2 separate regions of the Homo sapiens genome follow, and region 2 is linked to region 1. A link is a loop called in an ENCODE intact Hi-C map of the cell type or tissue named here. Cell type or tissue: CD4-positive, alpha-beta T cell. All regions are shown on one strand.

What was found. A loop is a pair of places that touch in the nucleus more often than their neighbours do. Peaks named below come from ENCODE experiments on the same cell type or tissue, not always from the same donor. Only the 100,000 strongest peaks of a DNase experiment are listed, where the experiment ranks them.
Region 2: it touches region 1 in a loop (10-fold over the local background); 57 of 110 quality-filtered maps call a loop at or near these places.

What each region holds. Positions count from the first base shown.
Region 1 is chr14:65,958,173-65,960,672 of GRCh38, reverse strand. No RefSeq gene overlaps it. Among named protein-coding and RNA genes, the nearest start is that of LINC02290, 150 kb to the left of the region's middle. RefSeq lists an enhancer at 2,217-2,500. In CD4-positive, alpha-beta T cell, CTCF peaks have their summits at 990 and 1,189 (motif pointing right); a DNase peak (open chromatin) is centred at 1,212.
Region 2 is chr14:65,414,012-65,416,511 of GRCh38, reverse strand. The region is part of intron 1 of FUT8 (fucosyltransferase 8); the gene reads right to left. Among named protein-coding and RNA genes, the nearest start is that of FUT8, 2.5 kb to the right of the region's middle. RefSeq lists an enhancer at 2,477-2,500. In CD4-positive, alpha-beta T cell, CTCF peaks have their summits at 1,122 and 1,323 (motif pointing left); a DNase peak (open chromatin) is centred at 1,321; H3K4me3 peaks cover 791 bases.

The DNA of each region.
Region 1 (2,500 bases):
GGAGGCCAGCCTGGATCTGATAAACTTGGTCCCCTAGCTAACCGCATAACCCAGGTGTCTACAATGAAAGGCACAGTAAACTTGTTTTCCCTCAAATCACATTATGCACAAAGAAAAAGTTGGGAAGGCATCTCTTGGGTGGTTCAGACTGGCTCTCCCCAAAGCAAGACACACAACTGTTTTTGTCAAAGCCACACAACGACCTCCTCAGTGGACTTCTTTGAAGCATCTATTGATCTTTAAAAAAAGTATAATTTAACAAAAGTGCTTCTTCCAGCTTGTCTTGTTCCCGGAATTCCCTCTATGTATTTCCAGCTGTAATGTGAAATTCAACTGTGTGTCAGCCCTGATGATGGTGAACTCCCTAGCTCAGACACTGGCTTGTTTGGGGAAAGCTGTTTTCACAGCTTTCCCTGGACAAGGTGCTAATCTCTGACAGATTGGAATGAAAAGTTATCCCAGCAGCTCAGACCACCCCCTGGCTGTGCTGGAGTGAAGGCATCAGTGAACGTTAACTCCTAGGAGCCATCTTTGGCATCTCCTATGGTCTCTGCCTGCTGAGCAGAGAGGGGGCTTCAAAGTTGTTTAAGGAATGATGGAAATGTTATAGAGCCACTCTGTTGCTATGTTGCGGATAGTAAGCGATGAGCACAAATCCCTGATATTGAAGGATGGATCACGATACCCTTCTAGAAACTTCCTTCCCCTCTATTATCTTGGCCTGGCAACACTAAGGGAAGGTCATCACCAGGGTTCCAGTTTGCTGAAGTGTAACTTCTCTGCTAATTTTCTACTGAACCCTCATTGTGGTTGATAGCAGATGGCTCTAATATGACAGAGCACTTGACTTGCCGGACAGCTGGGGCAAGTCAATGATTATAAGAGTCTCCATTGCCAATGGAGCCCACAGGAAATAGTGTGTGAACATGCTTTGGAAACTGTAAAGCACTGTACAAATATGAGAAGTTATTATTATGGACCACCCATAAACTACTAATTTTGAACAGAACTGTGCTGAATATCATTTAATATCCTTTTAATGTCTCAGAAAACATTTTAAAACCTCCCAATGCTTTGGTGGTATAATTCTGAACTTCCCTTGTTACAGCAGACAGAGTTCGCAAGCTCCTAAACTTAGACGACTTCGGTGCTGTTTTAAGGGGAGCAGGACAGTTTAAAGATGATAATGGTATATATCTCACCACAAGATGGCACTATTGATGACATTTCTTTGCCTTGATTAAAACGGACCTGACATTTGAGGGGTCCAGGTCAAGAGGGAAAAAGAAGGCCTAAATACCACATGTTTAATTATTTAAAAGTTAAGTCAATCTAACACACAAAGTAAATAAAATATGTTTCCTATCTGGAAAAATATATCTTCCTAATGAATTGGAAAGCGAGGTACAAATTGCAAAAGCTGAGGCTCAGGTTGCAGGCAGAACAGGATGGCTGAGGGAGGGTCAGCATCCAGCACCCTCGTCAGCCCATCGTGCACTGTGAGGGCCTTGCACGCATGCCTCTGAACCCCATCCACATCCCTGTGCCCCTCAGCCTTGGGCCATCCTCAGAGGCCAGACCAGGGGAAAGGCCCCTGCATGATCTGGAAGTATGCTCAGGATTGCTTGCGCGGGGACTTGTGAGGGGAAGTCATCTAGAACAAGATCAGCTGACTTTTCTATAAAGGGTCAGATGGTAACTATTTTAGGCTTTGTGAGCAATGCAGTCTCTGTCACCCCTATTCAACTTTGCCACCGTATCACGAAAGCAGCCATAGACAATACATAAAATGAACGGGTGTGGGTGTGTTCCAATAAAACTTCAGGTACAAACATAGGTGGATTCAGACCACAGGCCATGGTTTGTAGGCAAGTAGTCTAAAAGCTGGGGCTAAGGCTGCCAAATAAAATACAGGGCACAGAGTTAAACTTGAATTCCAGATAAACTGAATACTTGTATAAGTAGGTCCCCAATATTGCATGGGGCATACTTATACTAAGAAAAAAATGGTTTATCTGAAATTCAAATTTAACTGTGCATCATGTATTTTTATTTGCTAAATCTGCCCATGCTAGCTGGGGTGGGAGCAGAGGGTGGGACTGTCCCATTGACCCTGGGCACTCCTTACCCATGGGGAGGGCCACACGCTGAGGGAGGCCAGAGCGGGGCCTCTAAAGCACAGGCCGTAGGTCAGGGCTACGCTGCCCCAGGCCTGAGGACAGTTGTGGTTTTAAAATGACAATTACGTGCTCTCAAATAATAAATAGAATATTATGTTTCCAATTTATATAGTTGATTTTCTGGAGTCTGGGCATTTATATAGTCAACAAATATTTGTCAAGTTCCTGTATGTGCTAGGTACTGAAGGATACACAATGGTGCCAGACAAAAAGGGAAAAAAGGCATAATCCCTGTCTTCATGGGGCTTATGCAGGGGAGGCAGACATCACACCAATGTGCAAATTCACACAGAAATAATCATTACAAAGCAGAGGGGCCA
Region 2 (2,500 bases), 540 kb after region 1:
TCCTTTGAAAAGTATCAACAGAAGCAGCATTGATGCAGGGTACAAAAGTACTATAATAAAGCTGGCTGTGGTAGCACATGCCTATAGTCCCAGCTACTCAAGAGACTGAGGTAGGAGGATTGCTTGAGCCCAGGAGTTCAAGGCCAACCTGGACAAAACAGCAAGATCACATCTCTTTGGGGGAAAAAAAAAAAAAGGTACCATAATAGTAATACTTTTAGTTTCAGAGTTGTTTAAAAATCTTAATTTTATGTTTAGTAAAGTAACTTATTCAAGTTTTTTTAAATATTTACTCTTATGATTGTAAAACTTTCTTTTATATTTATCAATTTGCTATAATATGAAATGATGTATCCACCATTTAACTAAATCAAGAGATTTATTAAATGCAGTTTATCATAAATCAAAAATAACCATTAATGAAATGGAAGAATCTATTTACTTTATCAGCATTGAGATTCTATTTACATAATGAAGAGCTATGGATAATAAACAGCCCAAACACTATCTGCAAAAAAACCAATATTCCAATGATTTTAATATACATATAACTATCAGTTTCTAGGCTTGGATTTAAAGAATATGTGAATGGAAAGAAGTAAATTAACATACTAATTTATTACAGCTTAGAAACCTAAATGAAATGCCACAGGCCACAAAACAACTGCTTCGTATTCAAAGGCACACATTCAATTTGGTAGATCAGCTGGACGCACTGCATTATACTGCAGGAGATAAGGGTTAAGTGACCTGGGGATATTGTTCTCCAGATGTCTAAAAGGTCCATTTTTTTATTGGAATTATCTCTACTTTAAAAAAAAAAAAAAAAGGAATTATATCTACTTTTGATAAATACCTAGCTTACCACACAATTAATACCTTCGCCCATATAAGATTCTACTTGAAGCTTCGTTTTTGAAATTTTAGGATTGTAGCTATTATAAAAACAAAATTTAAGAACACACAACATGTACAATGGGTCAAGAATACATGCCTTAGATTCTGATGAACAGGACAAGAAGGTTAAGAAAATACTATAACATACTCTAAGTTTGGGGGTACATTTTAGAGATTTTTAAGTGAGAAATCCAATAAATCTTTAAGCATTTAGCTTTCCATTATTGCAGCGCATGAAAAGACTTTTTTAAACTAATTTGTAATACACAATATATTCACTCCACAAATAACTATGTACATATATATGCCCACATCAATTTCCTACTCTTTTAATTAAAAATTTATGTTTCTTTTGGTCATAAAAATCTGGTTTTGGGTGTTTTAAAAGTTCAAACAGCTATTAAGCTATACTTTGCTTTGGCACTAGCTCCCCCTCCAGACCAATGTACTAATATAACAGCATTTTTAAAAATAATAAGTTAACAGTTTTTTCCAATCCACTGGCAAATTTTAAGATTCACCACTTTTAAGGACACTCCAATTGCGTAAAAATAACTGGTAAGAATTTGCAACAAAACAATGCAGGATGTAATCAGAATTAGTTTTGTTTTGTTTTTTTCGATTCCATACATCTTAAACAGAACTGATTTGTAGGAAAACAACTTCAGGTGACTTTTTAAATTCAAAAATATCCTCAAAATATAACCTATATAAGGCCGTACTTTATGGAAATTATTTTGAATCACTATCCTATTACACAAGACACTCTTCAAGTTAACTCACAACTTGACCAAAGATACATTTTTGCATCTGTTTCTGCAATCTATGCAAGTTTCATTCCAGCTGTTCAGCTCTTGAATTCAAATAGAATTCTCAATTTATAAGGCAGCAAAAAGAAAATCCATGTCTTGGAACTACCTTTGTACGTGTCTTATAGCCTATTCATCTCTAACTCCCTGCATTTTTTACACACTAAACCTGTGAAATCACAATTACAAATGCTTGAATTCCCACCTTTTCAATACTACTGTAGTATTTACAAATCAAGTAATTAAGATTTTCTATACACATACCAGATTTCACAAGGACAGCAAGGTACAGGGCCTTATTATTTGGCATAGGGTTTTAAGATGTTTTTACAGTTATTTTAAAGAGCAGAGACTACAACTCCATTATTTCTCATATATCTGATATACTGTAGTGCTTAAATAATAATTTCTCTCCTAAAATACTTTCTATATGATGCACCTATTTAAAGAATTAGTCATAAAACATAGAATGTAAATTTAATCAAGAAAATAAACATGCACCTAACCGCCGGAATAACAAGAAAAAAAAAATCTATAATGAAACCTGCCTACAGTTTTCATAGAGGCAAGCCAGTTAAGTCAGTTACTTGAGATGCGTTTAACTCTAAACTGACACAAAACTTGTGTTGAATTTGTTCCGCAAAACCTTGAAATTTGGGGTTATGTACTACAGAATTTGGCTTTTCTGGGTCCACCTTCCTGAGTGGGTTTAAATAAACTGTGAATAATTAAAACATAGGAAGGAAAAAAACACCACCTGTCCGTGCCTTTAACCAAGGCCTCAATCTATATAT